Linked DNA regions of Homo sapiens: region 1 is linked to region 2. Evidence: chromatin loops called from intact Hi-C (ENCODE). Cell type or tissue: CD4-positive, alpha-beta T cell. All regions are shown on one strand. Links, peaks and the distances in the headings refer to the core of each region. The heading gives the core; the rest is flanking DNA.

What was found. A loop is a pair of places that touch in the nucleus more often than their neighbours do. Peaks named below come from ENCODE experiments on the same cell type or tissue, not always from the same donor. Only the 100,000 strongest peaks of a DNase experiment are listed, where the experiment ranks them.
Region 1: it touches region 2 in a loop (2.7-fold over the local background); 2 of 110 quality-filtered maps call a loop at or near these places.

Annotation. Positions count from the first base shown.
Region 1 is chr1:13,808,794-13,816,342 of GRCh38, reverse strand. The region is part of intron 8 of PRDM2 (PR/SET domain 2); the gene reads right to left. Among named protein-coding and RNA genes, the nearest start is that of PRDM2, 110 kb to the right of the region's middle. RefSeq lists an enhancer at 2,418-2,467 and a silencer at 4,915-4,964. In CD4-positive, alpha-beta T cell, for the core only: CTCF peaks have their summits at 4,725 and 4,928 (motif pointing right); DNase peaks (open chromatin) are centred at 4,952, 6,372 and 6,652.
Region 2 is chr1:13,721,106-13,732,081 of GRCh38, reverse strand. PRDM2 (PR/SET domain 2) reads right to left here. Exons shown (of 10, transcript NM_001393986.1): 3 at 965-1,082. Among named protein-coding and RNA genes, the nearest start is that of PRDM2, 26 kb to the right of the region's middle. RefSeq lists enhancers at 572-661, 882-941, 1,002-1,311. In CD4-positive, alpha-beta T cell, for the core only: a CTCF peak has its summit at 6,068 (motif pointing right); DNase peaks (open chromatin) are centred at 6,051 and 8,111; H3K27ac peaks cover 293 bases.

The DNA.
Region 1 (7,549 bases), core at 2,550-7,549, 85 kb before region 2:
GGTCACCACTTCCCAGGCCAGGATAGGATTGCACTTCCTGGACACCTTGAGGCCAGGTGCCTGGCATCAGCTAATAGGACATGAGCTTTAACCACCAATGTGCACTTCTCCATGTCCCATCCACCAATTCTCTCCCCTCGGAGGCGATCGCAGAAGCACGGGCAAGAGGAGTGTCCATTGGGCTGGTTCTGAGACACCATGATGGGCAGTGCCGTCTGGTGACCCCCAGTGGACATGCAGGTGAGCCAGAATGACTCCGATTGCATCAGAACAGCGGCTGTGCCCTTCTCTGATTCCATTTCCCCACCTGCCTCCCTGCTCTCCCCTCCTGCCAGGCCCCAACACCCATAAGGAAAAAAGCATCTGGGGAGGTTACTATTATCAAAGTACAAACACACCTGCACATGGGCTGGGTTGTGGGGAATGGAGGCAGCTCCATTGCCCTTAACCCCACACTCCACATCTATCCTGTGCCAAGCACTTCCATGCTGAGTATCTCACAGGGGTGACGTGGCTTCCCAAAGAGGTGAATCTAGGAATTTCGGGGGCATGGTTTTGTACTATTTGTACAGAAAAGCACCCCCAACCACCGCCCCCAGTAAATGGGATTTGATTTTTTCAGAAGGGCTTTTAAAAAATTTATTTAAAAGATAGATAACTCACACCATTAGTCCTCTCCTTTCGTCACTCAGCTAACTCGTACTTCTCTTTCATAGCCCAGCTGGGATGCTACCTCCTCCAGGAAGCTTTCCTTCTTTAACTCCTGGGTGGGGTGTTCCTCCAACAGGCCCCTTAGGTGTCCCCATCCCACCTGAATTAAAAGCCCAGAATAAGGTGTCTGCCTTTCTCATGAGCTCTGAGATCCCAAGGTCAGGATCTTTGTCCTGTTCATTGTTGCATCCCCAGCTTGGCACAATAAAAATAAACATCCGGCCAGGTGCGGTGGCTCATGCCTGTAATCCCAGCACTTTGGGAGGCTGAGGCGGGTGGATCACCTGAGGTCAGGAGTTCAAGACCAGCCTGGCGAACATGGTGAAACCCTGTCTCTACTAAAAATACAAAAAAAAAATTGTCCAGGCGTGGTGGTGGATGCCTGTAATCACAGCTACTCAGGAGGCTGAGGCAGGAGAATCGCTTGAACCCGGGAGGCAGAGGTTGCAGTGAGCCGAGATTGTTCCATTGTACACCAGCCTGGGCAACAGAGCAAGACTCCATCTCAAATAAATAAATAAACAAACAAACAAACATCCACTGAGTAAGAGTGATACATACAGGCTCACTGCATGTCCAGAACTGTGCTAGGTATTTTCCATACACAAACAATCTAACTCTTCACAAAACCTACCCAGGTGGATACTGTTATTATCCCTAATTTACAGATGAGGAAACTGAGGCACAAAGAGCCTGTCACCTGTCTACCTCTCTAGATGGAAGAATGGAAAGTGAGGGAGGCCTCTGGACAAGGCGGCCCAGGTCAGAGGAGGTGGGAGGCCAGGCAGGTAGGAAAGCAGGAGGGACAAACACGCCCGGAACCCTACCTGCTCCAGGTGTTTGCAGAGCCAGCTCTGCCTGCGGGAACAGGAGGCGGGAATGGAGTCCAGCTCAAAGCTGGCACATGGTAGAGCTCACATGAGTGGTTCTCAATCAGGGTACACACTTGGTAATGTGTGGAGACATCGTTGGCTTTCATACCTGAGGGAAGGGTGCTGCTACCGGCATCTGGAAGGTAAGGCCAGGGGTGCTGCCAAACCTCCTACAGTGCCCAGGACAGGCCCCCGCAACAAAGGTTTAACCAGCCCCAAATGCTGACAGTGTCAATGTTGGCAAGGGAGCCCTCAATCAATATTAAAATAAGCAAATGCATCAACAGACAAGCAAATGTAGAAGGTGCTGGAGAAAAGCCTTAGACAAGACTAAGAGACCTGCTGTTGTCACGAGTGAGCCTCCCCCAAGGGCCTGGCTCTCTGTCAAGGTCAGGGCTGCCCCTGTTTGAATTCCTCCCCTGCGCTGTGCAGCCAAGGCCCACGGTCAGCTCAGTCTACTCGCCTGTGCAAGAGTTAAGGAGGAAACGGAGGACCCATGCTTCATACAACTGTGCTCCTGACGGGCCACCAAGGCAGCTAGTGGCCACCCCCGCCAACCCCATTCTAGCTGGCTGGTGCCCCAGGAGACCCAACCTGGGAGGAGACAGCCAGCTGGGAGGCTGCTGGAGACATGGACTCCTGTGTCCTGTTGGGCAATAAGAAACAGAGCTGGCAAAGAGCAGGTCCCCTCCCTACGATGTCCCCCTTCCCAGGGAAATGTCTACAGTGGTGTAGCAAGACCAGCAGAAGCTTTGGAGACAGACAAGCCCTGCATCATCAGTATCCAGCTTCTCCCTTTCTCTGCTGTTAAGTATCCAAAAGCCAGATCAATCACACAAAAATAACACCCCGACCTCCCAGGCCTCTCTAGCCAGCCAGTGTGTCTCCGCTCCCTTTAGCATCTCTTCCGCCTGGGCTCCTGCGGATGCAGCAACCATAGCGTCTCCACCAGGGGGCGCGCCTCCTCCCCGGCTCAGGGCGTCCATCTGGGTGGAACGAGTAGGTCGGGGGCAAAACCCCTGAAGGCAGAGGCCCCTCTGCTACCCCTCATCCACTGCCTGGCCTAATGGAGGACCACGGCAGCCAACATGAACATGGCCTCCATGACTCCCAAGGACTTTCTCAGTTTTCTCTCTGAACCCTCCCAGCAGCCCAGGAGGTAGGAAGAACAAGTGCTTTTATACCCCTTTCACGGATGAGAAAACTGAGGCTCAGACGGATATGGAGACTTTCCCAGGCGAGCAGAGCCCTGGGCTTTCAGCTCCTTAGGCCACCATTTTGAAGAAACACCAGGTCACTAATTGGGTGTTTCCTGTTAGGACGGGGACAGGATGTCGTGGGGGACTGTCCTTCCTGATCAAGAAGTGCTTCACTGTCAAAGAACTCATGAGAGCACAGTGCCCCCAACCCCGAGATGTTAAATACCGAGGACCAAGGCTCCGGAATTGGGTGCTTCTCCAGGGCACAGTAGCAGTTAGCGCAGAGCCTCATGATTCTTGGTTCCCACCCACTAGCTGTGTGACCTCAGTGAGTCATGGACCTGTCTGAGTTCCAGGTTGATCTTCTGCAAATCGGGAAGACCAGTTTGGGGTTACAGTAATGATTAACTTTGGAGAAAGGTCTCCGTGCAGGGCATCCTGGCACTCCAGTAGGTATCAGCACAGTGTCGTGACTGCAGCAGTTGCGGTTGGTGGACTCATATGGAGAAGTCATCACCCCAGGAGGATGCAGTATGGCCGCTGGAGACCTGGGGGTGGCCTCTAATAATCCTCATTCTCATTGACTGTATGGCCCAGGGTAAGCCACTCCCTGTCGCTCGGCCTCGGAGCCTCGGTTTCCCCCTCTGTAAAATGGAGACAGTCCCTGCCAGCCTGCCAACAGAGAGCAGGGCTGGAAGCATTTTGGTGACCAGGATTGAGAGCACTTTGCTTTCTGGGAAGAATCCAGCACATGTGAGATGCTCCTAGTGGGTGTGACCCCAGGAAGCATCGGAGCAGGAGGTGAGCCAGGGTCCTGACTGGTCCTTAAAGACTGAATGTCAGGTAAGACTTCTGTGTCAACACTTCGGTCAGACTTTTGGCTCAAACTCCTGGGCAGGGCTCCAGACCCGCACACCCACTGCCTGCCGGGCCCCTCCACTTGGATGTCTAATGAGCATCTCACTTTAACACGGCAAAGTGGGACATGCTAGGGTCCCACCTTGCTCCCGCCCCTACCAGGCTCCAGCCACACTGGACTCTTGTCACTCTTCTCAGGAAATGGCACTGCCAAACGTGTTGTTGTTACAACTAAAGCCCAATAGCCCTTTTCTTCCTCTTCTATTCATTTTGCTGCTTCGGATTGGCCATAGACCTAGAAACCACACACATTTGAAGCAGGCACACCATCGAGCAGTGTGCTGTGATCATGGGGCCTGTGAGACCCCCCGCTGTGCTTACCCTAAAGCTGATCCATCTCCGGGTCCCTTAATTCTGCCTCCAGGTCCACACACCTCTCTCCACTCCCATTGCCACCACCCAGCACAACCTGTGGCATCAACACCTTCCACGGGGACTGTGGCAATTGCCACTGCACTGTCCCCACTTCGACGCTGCACCCTCCCCCCCACCACCAATCCATTCTCCACTAAGCAACAAGAGAGGCCTTTATAAGGACCACCGGACATGACCACGACACTGGACCACATCACTGCCCAGTGCAAAAGTGGCCCAAGCCTTCCCACACAGAGTGCTGTGCACCTGCTTGCGACCCTCCCAGTCCCCTCACGCACTCTGTGTTCACCCTGTGCACTTGTCTCTCAGCCAGGCCAAGCTCTTCTTACCTGGTTGCTCCCTGCCTGGCTTTCCCCTGCCCTGCCCTCCTCTGCCCACAGCTCCCTCCCACCTTGTGGGTCTCAGCTTAAGTGTCTCCTGAAAGAGGCCTTCTCTGACCTCCCCACCTTAGTGGCAACCCCAGCCCTGTTCCCATAGCCTTTGGAGTTCCCTTCTGTCTTCCTTCTGTCTTTCTGTGACTTTCTGGGCCTTTTGCTCACAGCTTTTCCCACAGCAATCACCTTGCCTGTCGAGTTGCTTACTCCTTCAACACTAGAAGAGGATGTCTTTGAGGGCAGGGACTGAGTCTTGCTGACAGTGGAATCCCCTGTGTCCCCAGGCACAGGACCTGGTACAGGAAATATTGGGTGGGTGGGTGGAGGCAGCCATGAGGGATGCCCCTGGTTTGCAGGTGGAGGAAACATGGTCTCAGGACCACACACCCTCCCCAGGCCCGGCCCCTGTCCAGGGATGGCAGAGCCCAGAGTCTCTGGCACAAGGACAGCCTGTGCGCTCCCAGCACTGCCTCCAGTTACAAGGGGATGCCCCATCAGCCAGCAGGGGGCGAGCACAGTGTCACAGGATGCTTCCTGTGGGTTATGGTGATGGCATGGTCACTGTGCAAGTAAGCGTTAACGAGCCATTGCCTCACTTATCCAGAGGCCCCTTAACCTTCACAATCCAGAGAACAGCCTAGAACGTTGTAGAAAGTCTGAGCCATCCACAACCAGTGCCCACTGATCTGTAAACTCTTTTTTTTTCTTTTGAGACAGAGTCTCACTCTGTCGCTCAGGCTGGAGTGCAGTCGTGCTTTCTTGGCTCACTGCAATCTCCACCTCCCAGGTTCAAGCGATTCTCCCGCCTCAGCCTCCTGAGTACCTGGGACTACAGGCACCTGCCACCATGCCCGGCTAATTTTTGTATTTTTAGTAGAGACGGGGTTTCACCATGTTGGCCAGGCTGGTCTCAACTCCTCACCTCAGGTGATCCACCCACCTCGGCCTCCCAAAGTGCTGGGATTATAAGCATGAGCCACCACGCCTGGCCCAGATCTGTAAACTCTGACAGAAGCTCACTGCATGCAGGCACTAAAATTCATGCCTGGGCCTGCAGCCTGTCCCTAAGGAGCACAAAGTCACACAGAACTCAAGCTTTCAGCCAGGTGCGGTGGCTCACGCCTGTAATCCCAGTGCTTTGGGAGGCCGAGGCGGGCGGATCACGAGGTCAAGAGATCGAGACCATCCTTGCTAACACAGTGAAACCCCGTCTCTACTAAAAATACAAAAAATTAGCCGGGTGTGGTGGCGGGCGCCTGTAGTCCCAGCTACTTGGGAGGCTGAGGCAGGAGAATGGTGTGAACCCCAGAGGCAGAGCTTTCAGTGAGCCGAGATCGTGCCACTGCACTCCAGCCTGGGTGACAGAGTGAGACTCCATCTCAAAACAAAAAAAAAAGAAAAGAAAAAAGAACTCAAGCTTTCACGTTCAGTGCACGCTGTTCTTACTGTACACACAATTCAAACGAATACGGCCGATGGCTTACAAGTCCACAGCCAATCAGAAGCAGCAAAATGAATAGAAGAGGAAGAAAAGAGCTGTTAGATTGAGGCAAATACAGAGTCTGTAGCAGACAGCAGACACTTCCCTGGAAGCGGGAAAGGAGGGCAAGTTCAAGGGTAGGGAAATACTATGTGCCAGGCCATGTATGTGCCATGATGTCCCGGGTTCCATGCATGCTTAATTTCGTCCTTGGGGAACCTGAGAGGTCGACAAACTTGAGAGAGGTTAACTGTTATAGATGGAACCTTTGTGTCCCCTGCACCCCATTCATATGCTGAAGCCCTAACCCCCAATGTGATTGTATTTAGAGGTGGGACCTTCAGGAAGTGACTGGGTTTAATGAGGTCATGAGGATGGGACATTCATGACGGGATTAGTGCTTGTGCCTTGTAAGAAGATGCGTGTGCTCGAAAAAGGTCATGTGAGGACACAGACAGAAGGTGGCAGTCTGTGAACCAGGAAGAGAGCCTCGACCAGAACCAAACCATGCTGGTACCCTAATCTTGAACTTCCAGTCTCCAGAACTGTGAAAAAAAAATTTCTGTCATTTAAGCCGCCTAGTCCATGGTATTCTGTTATGGCAGCCCAAATTTTGTTAAGACAACTTGCCCAGAGTCATGCTTGGTGAGATTAGGATCTGAACACGGGGTCTGGACCACAGCCTGTCATCTCTGCAGGTGACTCCCTCCCTAGGCGATGCATCCGTGGCTTTGGCGTCCACGGCCAGCCTCACACAGATGACTCACCGGCACCCACGCCCAGCCCACATCTGGCCTTTGAACTCCATTCACGCACTGACGTGACATCTCTTGGACATCTAGAAGGCCCCTTAAATCAGTTCCTGAACTTAAATTATGACCCCACCTCACGCCTGCCACTCCACCCTGCTCCTGTTCTTGGTGAACAGCACTGCATTTGTGCCCTGAAAGCCAGAGACCTGAGACTCAACACGGTCCCTCCGTCACTCTCTCCTGCTACACGTCACCTGCCACTGGCTCCATCGAGTCCGCCTTCCTTCCTCTTCTACCACTGTCGGGGACCACCTCTCGCCTGGAGTCCTGCAAGGCGCCTTCCTCACTGGACTTCTCACTTCCACACTGGCTCCCCTCCCATCTGTTCCACAGAAGTGTGACGGTCTTCCCAAAAGGCAAAACGGACCACGACACGCCCCTGCTGCAACCTGTCAAAACCCCATGGCTCCCAGGACGCAGTCCAAGTTCCTTGATACATCAAGTCCAGCCTGCACTGCCCTCCCAGCCCATCTCTCCCCTTCTGTTCTTGTTTACTCCAGCTAATCTGGGTAGACCCCATTTCCCAGTGGCCTGTAGCCTCGGCTCCTCACTAGATTCACCCAGAGAGGCCTGGGCTGCATGCCAGGACATGACATCAGGATCTCTGGGGCAGGATTGGGCAATGGTATTTTTAAGCTCTTCAGTGATTCCAACATGCAGCTGGGTTGAGAACCACTGCTCTGGAGATGCTTCTGTGGTCGCCCTCTTGAGGCAACATGGCCCTGGTCAGGTTCCCACACCGGCCCCCACACGGGCAGTTTCTCATGCATCTGCGACTGTCTGATAAAGGCAGGTCTCCCCAGGGGGC
Region 2 (10,976 bases), core at 3,703-8,702:
AGCATCACTTTAGATCGGTTCCCTCACCTTTTGGCTTCAGTTTCCTCATATACAGAATGGGGGGTAAAGGCTGGGCCAGTCCTATCCTGCTAGGATGTACAAATTCCACTTCTCTGTAAGTCCGCTATGTAAGTCAACAATCAGTTGAGCTATAAAATCAACCACTTTCATTTGAACAATATGTTCAAACTGCTCAATGAATAAGTTTCCAATGAGAATTTTTAAAAGCATGTATTAAAATTTTTTCATACATATGTACATATAAATTGGGATATCGGAAGTACATCTAAAAAAAAGAAACAGGGATATAAATATGATATATTCCAAGACTGTATTTTGACTAAAGTTTTACAATTTACTTCCTTAGCTTCTGTCTAAAGATTAGGCCACATAAAAACCAAACACACACGCGCCTGGTTTGTGTTCAAGGAGAAATCCCAGCCAGAAGAATTTAGATACACTCACAGCATGTCATTCATTCAAGTATCTACTGAGGGTCCACAAAGTATCTGGTACTGGAGGCACAAAGATACATAAGAAATAAAGGCACTCACAAGCAATAACAGAGCCAAGTGTAAAAATATTACAAAACAATGAAGTGAATATAATGGTACAATCATGCTCCTCATGGTGAAATCAGAGAGAAGGGAACAACACGTTCTGTGGGGTGAGGCTCAGCAGGGAGACTCAGAGGAGGAGGACACTCAGGCAAGAGGGATGGGACCTACGTGTGTGTGTGTGTGTTTGTGTGTGTGTCTGTTTGTGTGTTCCTGGTTTTATTTTTACAACCCATGTCCAACCTGGATTCTTGACTAGAAAATGCATCAACACCATATAATCTTCTAAGTCAAGGGTAAATTGCTGCTTTTATGGTGCGCTCCCTACCTGACATGCCCCTGCAGGAAGCCTCACTGCCACCTGCTCTTTACTGCCTGACTTGCTCCGTGACAGGAGGAGCACTCACCAATCCGGGTCTTGTCAACAGCAGAAGGGAAAAGCCTCACTTCCTCCGGAAGTCCTCGCAGCACATGTTCGGGTACCTCAGCCAGGGTCTCGGTGGCCGCCACAGGCTCAGTAGTGTTCTGCAAGTCAAGAAATGGAAGGATCACAGCAAAAGAAAGAAAACTCAAATCATGGGTTTTTTTTTTTTTCTGGTTCAATAAGCAAGTATGCAAAAATGTAACCGAAACCTGAAGCTGGCAAGACAGACCAAAACGATGATGTCAAGCATTTGAGGAGCTGCTTTGATGCTTGTTTGTAACTGTCCAAAGGAAACCACTGCAACCTTCAAGCATGTCTGTGTTACTCTATTTTGTTCCAGCCACCTGTGGCCATTTCCAAAATATGATAATCTCTGCCACCATACTGCTTTAAACACAAATAGAATCTGGCAGCAAAATATAGCATAAGCTTACTTCTAAATCAAAGGCTACCATCAGTACCTTAGCACATTTAAAAAATAAAAACCAACACTGCCCACTTCAATGAATGCTTTCAGCACACACCACAAAGGCTACTGGGGCCCTCCAACCCTGCCCCATCCATGTTGCCCTCCAGCAACAACCCCTAACTGGATGGGGCTTGAATATTCCACCCCAAAACACGACAACTTATTGTGGTCCCTTACTGCAAGTGCCACCTTTCCAGGAAACAGTAATTTACCACTGTTTACCAAGTCACTAAACAGCAAAGTCACCAGGATATCACAGAGTTGCTAAGAAACAGAGAATTTTTTTAAATTATTTATCAAAGTTTAGGCTGGAATTCATCATAATCTTAAGAAAAGATTACTATTAGATATGTATGTAAGGAAGGGAGAGATTTGAGCCAACTGGGAGAATATGACTGTTATTTTCTCATTAACTTTCAAATCAAAGGAACACCAAGGGTCTAGTAACCAGTACACCATATATCCTACGGAGCTGATGTGCACATCACGGCACTGCTAAGAATGATAGGCTTTGTAGTCTGAGTGTGTTTCATTTCACTGCACAGGGAAACACTTCTCCAGGACTTTTAAATGAACCAACACAGGCAAAAGTAAACCCCAAACAAAAAAGATTAATTTTTCCCACAACCAGGAAGCTCTTGTCGTCTTCAAGAATATATGTACCAAGAAAAGAATATCATCCAAACTGGCATACTCTCAGCATTTCAATTTTTGGCTTATTAATTATCAACAGTCTACTTCAAGAGAAATAAATCTCACAGTCATTATAAACATGGTCATCTACTCTCTGGCCTGCTTCAAGCTCGAGAGCCCAAGAGAGGGCATCTAGAGACAGGTTTGTCTCTCGTGCAGAGCCGAGCCAACTGAGCCTCCATTTCAGACACACAAATGCTTTGTTCCTGCTTGATTTACACCTTTGTCCCAACAATATCCCTGAAACATTTTCCAAAACATAAGATAGCCAATTAGCCCCAGAAAATGGTCTTATGGTATTTTTAATTAGCTAAAGTGTGAATAAATTAACCATAGACATTTTTCACTTCTAAATATAGTGTCCCCATTTTTAAATTCTTAATCTATAAGCTGGATTTTTGGAAATGTGAACAATTTATTTCCAAAGAGGGAAAAGGTATTACACTGGTAGTTGGCATTGGCATCCTAAGCTACATAATGATTATTTCATAACACTGATAAAGTAAGTGACATTAACAAATATTAGCCAGAGTGATGTCCTATCAGCACTGGCCATTTAGTAAAGTAAAAGGGGATTTTCTTCTTCCGTCTCAGCTGGGACCCTAGGCAAACACTCAGCACCATTTATCCTCCCCAGGAGCACAGCCGCTTTGAAAAGTCACCATGTCTGCTAACCTAAACGGATACTTCCAGGCACTTTCACAGTAATTCTAATGACAACTTCGTATTTACTGAGAACTTCCTCGCTCAAGGCACTGTGCTGTCTTACATGCTGGGTAGAATGTACTCCAAATAGTCCAAGAGACAGGTATTATCAGTGTCTCCCCCTCTCCACACAGAGCAGGGAATTAGAGCTTAGAGACATTGCTTAAAGGGCTCAAAGCCTGGATCTGAATATCTGTCTGATTCGAGTGCCTATAGTCAGTCCTAATCATCAAGGAGTTTTCACTTAAGATTCTGCTGGAATATCATCTAAGAACCTCTGACCTAAAACTTCCAGATTTCCATGGAAATGTCAGCAGGAGATGGTGCTTAAGGCAGGAATGGTCACTCCCACAAGAAATGTGTAACTTGAGTACAAGTTAGAGATCACATGTATTAAAATTTCTGAAGCGCCCGAGAACATGAAGGACCTCAGCAGAGAAGCCATGGGAAAAAGAAATACCAAAAAATCCTATGTATTTGTTTATCTGTTTTAAGTCAACCCATTATTTTTTGTCTTTTTTTTCTTTTAAATTACTCCTTTATTCCACATCTTGTCCCACTAGACCCATTGGTTTTTCCTTTTGGACTCATACACCCAGCAGAGGAAAGCTTTTTCTGTTATTGTCGTATCCTTCACATTACAAAAAGACCAAACTACAACAGAGCACCTCAGTTCACAGCAGCACAACCCAGACGCTGGGCAGCCCCAGGGCCCTCCCTCCCTTCTTCCCCACAGCCCCGCTGGACTCTCCATGGCCGTGGCTATGGCTGCAAACTGCCTAGAACATTTCTAGAAAATCAATGATTTGAGAAGTAGAAGGTAGATTCATGGGCTGGACTTCTGAAATAGAACCACCCTCTTTTCTTCCTTGGTTCTCCTTCACAGCTCTTACCACAATTTTAAATGCTTATTTGTATAGCTGTGTGTTTACTGTGTGCCTCCTCTGTGAGACTGCAGTGAAGACAGATGGTGTCTATCTTATTCAGTGTTGTGTTCCCCCAGCTTAGCAGTAGATTTCAAATGTTTGTTGTCACTTAAATACTTGAATGAGTACATGGCTCTTTGTAAGCTAACTTAAAGCTTTTTTTAAAAAGGAGGGATAGAAATAAATGAAAGAGCTGGGTCATCTATCAGGAAGTATCTCCTCCACATGTGCCTGAATTTCTTGAAATTGAGGTAGGTATTCTTCTGGATCAATATAAGAATCCTTTTTTAGAAAATGTGGTATGCCATTAATTCCAAGCAACCAATGTACAAGTGAACCTTAGGAACAAAGGAATGTTTTCAAAAAATTCTCTCCCCCACATACTCATAAACTGGGATCTCTTCTTGGTACATATCCTGACAGGATAAGATGTAATATCATATCTAAACAGGTTCATCTTGATTCTTATACTAAAGAATCACAATTTGATCCTGGCACTATTTCCCAGATTGATCTTGTCTAAAATAAGTTGCACCATCTACTCTATTTATTTATTTCTATATTTCCAAATCCCTGCTACAGGCCAGGCAATGTTCTAGGCAGCACGCTTGCCTCAACACGGCATCACTCTGGTAAGAAATAGAGACAAAATTAAACACATACATACAATGGCTGATGCCCTGTAGAAAACTCAAGCACAAAAAAGGGGACACATGCCTTCCGATCAGTGGCGAATGAAAAAAAAGAGGGGAACGCGAGGCGTGGTGGCTCACGCCTGTAATCCCAGCACTTTGGAAGGTCAAGGCGGGCAGATTACCTGAGGTCAGGAGTTCGAGACCAGCCTGGCCAAGATGGTGAAACCCCGTCTCTACTTAAAATACAAAAATTAGCTGGGCGTGGTGGCTCATGCCTGTAATCCCAGCTACTCAGGAGGCTGAAGCAAGAGAATTGCTTGAGCCCGGAAGGTGGAGGTTGCAATGAGCCGAGATCGTGCCACTGCACTCCAGCCTGGCTGACAGACCGTCTCAAAAAAAAAAGGAACACAGTCATGGAGTAGGGATGGAGATGCCTGTTCAGACAGAATGCTGAGGCCTCTCTAGAAGTAGAAAGGGAATCTGTGACAATATTGGGGAAACATGTCAGGAAAAGAAAACAGCCAGGACCAAATCTCAAATTAAGAGGAAACGCAGTATCCAGGCAAAAAGACCCATGTGTCCAGAGCAGAGAAGGTAGGAGAAGCAGCTAGAACTGAGGCAGGAGGGGCAGGCAGGGGTAAGGTCTCTGAGAAACACTCATCGCCATTCGCTTGTCTACCCAGAATAAGCAGAATAGAAGTCATCAAGCAGAGAGCAGAGAGCAGATCGCAAGCTCCGCAAGGCACCCCAGCTGCTGGCGTCTCCCAGTACGCCCTGTCCTTGCTGCCCCTGAATAGAAGTATGTTCCTGTCTCATGGGTTTTTAACACTGATCACTGTGATATGAAAGAAGCTAAAGAACTTCTCTGCTTCCCTATTAGCTGACCTCAATGAGGACTCATTATTTGACTGCTTAATGAAGTACAGTCTTTAAACATGTATCAATGAACAGATCTGGAACAGTATGTATTAAATTTAACATGTTAAATTTAAGTCAATTTAATGTCATTTAGTTATTAACTATTAATTGATCTCATTAATTCGATGTTTCCAACTTCCTACCTCAAACTCAAAGAAAGTCACTACCCGCTTCTCTTCCCCCAATTAATCGCCAAAGCGTCTCTCCTTCATTCAGCCCATCCGTCAGTCATTAACACATACTCCCTGAGTGTCTGCTCAGAGCTAGCACCATGCTAGGACCCCCTCCTCATGAAGCCCACTGGCTAGAGGAAGAACTTCTCTGTTCCTGCTCCCTGAGACAAGAAACCTTGGACAGATTTTGATTCACGAGTTTTGACCTTGCTGGGGAGCCTCTGAAGGGCCCTTCTACTGCTTTCCTGATACATTTTCTCTGACCCAGGATGACCTTTCCATGCTGGACGGGGTGAGGAGCTTAGGGAATATAACATTTATTCCATCCTCTGAGCCAAGATCTGTGCTAAGCACTTTACATGCATTACCTCATTTAATCATCACAACAGTAACAATCACAACTAACACAGATGGAGCGTTCAAGATGTGTCAGATACAACTGTGAGCACTTATCACCTCATTTAATCTGCACACTACCAATTGCTATAGGCACTTCTATGATCTCCACGTTACAGATGAAACTAAACTTTGCCCATAGTCCCAGCCAGCAGGTGGCAGAGCTAGGTAATTTCAATCCAGACAATCTCGCTTCAGGGTCTGGATTCTCAAATACTATGCCACAGAGCAGCCCTGCTGAGTAACTTTCCCAAGCTACATAGTTTTGAAGTAGTGGAGCCAAGATAAAATCCAGACAGATTCCAGAGTCTACATTCTAACCACCAACCCAGTGGGGTCTCATACCTCACAGTCCGTGGACACCTGAGAATTCCCTTTCTGGGGCCCACAAGGTCAGAGCTATTGCTATAACAACACTAAGATGTTGTCTGCCTTTTTCACTCTCAGATGTGTAGAGTGGAGTTTTCTGGAGGCTATCATGTGTGAAAATGTCATCATTCTGGTGGCTTATGAAATGTGTGATTGTTTAATCTTATGTTTTAAATTTTTCTGATTTATGAATAAGGCCTGTAGTCTAACTAGCATTATTATACCAAATCAATTTCCTAGCTTTCATATTGTACTAAAGCTTTGTAAGATGTTACTGCTAGAAAAGGCTGGGTAAAGAGTACACAGGACTTGGGCCGGGCGCAGTGGCTCATGCCTGTAATCCCAGCACTTTGGGAGGCCGAGGCAGGCAGATCACTTGAGGTCAGGAGTTCAAGACCAACCTGGCCAACATGGTAAAAACCTATCTCTACTAAAAAAACAAAAACTAGCTGGGCGTGGTGGCGCACACCTGTAATCCCAGCTACTCAGGAGGCTAAGGCAGGTGAATCACTTGAACCCGGGAGGCGGAAGTTGCAGTGAGCCGAGGTTATGCCACTGCACTCCAGCCCGGGGGATAGAGCAAGACTCCTTCTCAAAAATAAATAGAGTACATAGGACTCTCTACACTATTCTTATAACTTCATGTGGATCTATAACTATTTCAAAATACTTTGTTATAATTTCCAATATGGTAAACATCCATAGATACAACAAACATCATCAAAAAGCTCAAGCTGCTACTGCACTAAGACCGCCTCCAGTCTTCCATCGTACCTCCCCTCTCAGGGCTAAGAAGACAGGACCGACTCCTAGAGACCAAACCTACAAGAGTGGAGGGAGGCAGGGGGGCTTAATCCAAACATTCATGTCCTACGTTCTCCCCTTCCTGGGCACCTCCCCCACTTCCTGAGTACAACTGTTAACATTAAAAACTACAAGCGTTACAACTATAAGCTTTCTCCCCTCTTCCTCCTCCTTCCTTTTTCTCCCTTTATGCCCTGCAATATCTTTTTCTTCCATACTTTGTTTTATACATTTTCCCTTAAAAATAAGCCATGAACTTTGGGAGGTTGAGATGGGTGGATCACGAGGTCAGGAGATCGAGACCATCCTGGCCAACATGGTGAAACCCCGTCTCTACTAAAAATACAAAAATTAGCTGAGTATGGTGGTGCCTGCCTGTAGTCTCAGCTACTCGGGAGGCTGAGGCAGGAGAATCGCTTGAACCTGAGAGGCGGAGGTTGCAGTGAGCCGAGATCGTGCCACTGCACTCCAGCCTGGGGACAGAGTGAGCCTGTCTCAAAAAAAAAAAAAAAAAAGCCATGAAAAGGAATTTCTATAACTTTCTACATCAATGTACATGTGAAAAGAGTGTGAGCAGTGTCAAGTATGCAAAGTTAGGGACAAAACATGGCTGTGACATTTGCTTTCCCCAAACAGGCACAAGAGTCTTTATCATTTGAAGGGTTTCACTGCTAATCTCTAAAGGAGAAAAAGCAAAATATACCAGAATAAACTGAGATAAGTTGCAATGGCTTCAGAGTATTAATAAACACAACAACTTACTGTCAATGCCCGTTTAGGCTCCTGCAGGGAATGGAGAAAAAAGCAGAAGAAAAGTTCCCAATACTTTAAACCCCAGGGTGGTGAAGCTGAGACCCCAGCAAGGTGAGGTTACCAAAAGGGGCCAATTTGCATTTGTATTCCAGGCCTGGGCTCTACCCAGAGAACACTTTAGCCTCCTAGAAGCTAGTCCCCACTATCCTAACCTAGTAGGATTTCCCCTATGGCTCTGTTACAACACTCTCCACAACTTGCAACAGTGTGCCCTGTGTATTGTGAAAGCCCTTCCTGGTTGGCTTGGTTAATCACCTCTCCAGAGAGGCAAGTTTAGGGCTGTAGACAGGCAGGCTGTGCTTACTCGCCTCGATACAGCCTGGCACAGAGTGCCCAGCTCAGAGCAGTGGTCACTGCGAACGGGCAAACAAATGCCTGGCAATCAACTGCCCAGAGGTCTGGGCACAGAGAGATGGCTGTAAGAGCAGTACAGCCCCAGCTGGCCATGGAGTCCATGGAAGTGGATGAGAATCCTCGATGGAAAGCAGAGGAGAGAACAGCCGAAAACAAAGCCCTCAGAATGCCCTTATCAAAGAATGAAACGGAAGAAGAAGCACAGCAAATGAGTCCCAGTCCTAGAAGTCATCGCAGAGCCAAAGAGGCACCAAGCACATGGCATCACCAAAGCTGGGGAAGACTCCAGGAAGTGAGGGTGGTCAACAGAGCCAAACCCTGCTGCTGATCCTTCAAAATCTGTCACGTCCAATTCCTTTCTCCAGTTCCCATTGCCACTGACATCTTCCAACCTGAAGTTATTCAGGAATCTCCAATCATCCTGCACATATTAGCAGCAAGTGTCCATGTGCTGGAGCAGCGCTACCTGGGGAACGCAGCAACCAAGAGAAGGGGCAGGTCCTGCCCACCTGCACCCCAAGCTAATGTGGCAGACTAGGGGTGTTCAACGTCTCAGTGACCTAAAGAGTGATGTAGGAGAGATAAGGAGGGGACAGTGCAGTGCTTTAGTTAGGATGGCAGGGGGAGGCCTCTCAGAGAAGATGTCACACAGGGACTTGGACTTGAGAGATGAAAATGAGTCATGTATTAAGAACTGAGCAGTCCAGGCAAACATGCCAAGGAGAGAAGGGGCCTGGGCTGTTCAGGAATAAAAAGAGGCCACCGCGGCTGCACCAGAATAGAGACGGGAAGAAAGCAGAGGCAGCCACCACTGGAACATGCAAAACCAAGGCAGGGCAAAGAGCTGGACTCAATTCAGAGAGCGGTGGGATGACACAAGAGGGTTTGGGCAGGAGAGTGACGAGATGGGGTGAGGCTTTCTGGCATCTAGGCTACTCTACATTCAACTTCTCTGAACCTTTTGTCTTCTTGAATAAGCAGTCTACAAAGTATCTGATTCAAAACGCTTTTTAAACTTTCTAAATAAAATCTAGTCATTGGTCTGCTGGCTTTAGAGACTGTCAACGTTCAAGAGAAGCAAAGAAAATAAGTCACCTGAGGGCTCATCCCCTCCTCTTGTCCAGAAGATTCTAATACAGAATGGGAATGGGTGAGGGTGGGGACAGGGGATTGGTAAGCAGGAGAAGGAGCTTTCTACTGCCTCCCACTGAGGCTGTTACTGGTGAGACTGAGTTTTAACTTCTCAAACTATCTTCATCCAAAGCAACAAACTGTGGGCTACAGCCTTTCATCTCAGATGGGGTTTGTTCGGTCTACCCATGGATTTAAAAAAAAAAATTCTATTGGAAGAAATCACAGAAAAATCCCCATTTTACTCTTACAGGTCATCCCTGGCCCCTACAGGCATCTGGGTTCCTGGCACACCCTCTGGCCCCTCCTACCCTCACCACATTAGGTCCCCTTGCTACTCTGGGCCTTTCTCAATTTAGACTTTCACCTGGCCCTCAATTCTTCTGACGATCAATATCCTCCACATCCTTCCAGGTCAAGTTCAAATCCCAGCTCCTCCACGAAAACATTCCCAACAACTCGCAACGACCGCTGGCTTTTCTGATTTCCCAGATGGTGAGCTGCATGTTCTGTAAGGCCTATGGAGAATGGTCCCATAGGGAGGAAAACGTTGGCGAGGAAATCAATCAGGAGCTTTCTGTAATAGCCCAGAGAAGGGATGTTTGGGTCTGAATTCAAGCAGTAATAGTAATTAAACTATTTTACAGGACAGAATCAGGACATGGTTACCGGCTGAAAAATAACAGTAATAAATAATAATTTACGGTGTTTCCTATGTCAGGCACTAGCCTAAGGGCTTTACATCTATAAACTCATTTACTATTGACTGCAACCACACGGGGTAGGCACCATTACTGTCCCCATTTAACAGATAAGAAAGTGAACACAAATAAGCCGAGGACTTGCCCAAGGTCACACAGCTGGAATGACATTGCCAGAACTGACCAAGGAGAGTGAGTTAGAGGGCATCAAAGGAGAGGCAGAGAAAAACAGTCCCACAGCTTTTTTCTCTGCCGAAGTGTTACTATCCTAACATAAGAGGAAAGGCTTCTTGCCACAAGCTCATTCCACTGACTTAAGGAAATGCTATTCAGGTTGTTAATTTTTTTTTGAATTTCACAAATAATATTTTCATTCAGAAAGACAAGGTCCCAGATTTTCTAAAATTTGCTAATTTATCTAGTAGAATACATGATTCAAAATGAGATTTCAAGGGCTACCACTATTCATTCAACATGCTAATTTCCTAAACTACACATTTATTAGTTGAGGTTTAAGTCAAAACAGATAGCAACCACCTTACTTAGAAGTCTTTTTTTAAAGTGAAAAAATCAGATTCATATTTATAATTATCTATAAAAAATATACTTCTATATTAATAATATGATAAAACAGTGAAAGTGGTTTCAACTTTTTATATCATATATATTTTTAGAATTAGAAAAAAGGGGGAGAGATAACTAAGATGAAAGATAGAAAGCCATCCCAGGGTTTCGCTAACTCTTTGGAATTAAGATTATGAATAGACATATCTACATGGTCAGATGGTCTCCCATAAAACAGCTCCCGTAAAGAAATGAACTACTGATACATGCAACAATATGGCTGAATCTCAGAAACAGTATAAAGACCAAAATGAGACAAACAGCAAAGGGCAAGGACTATATGT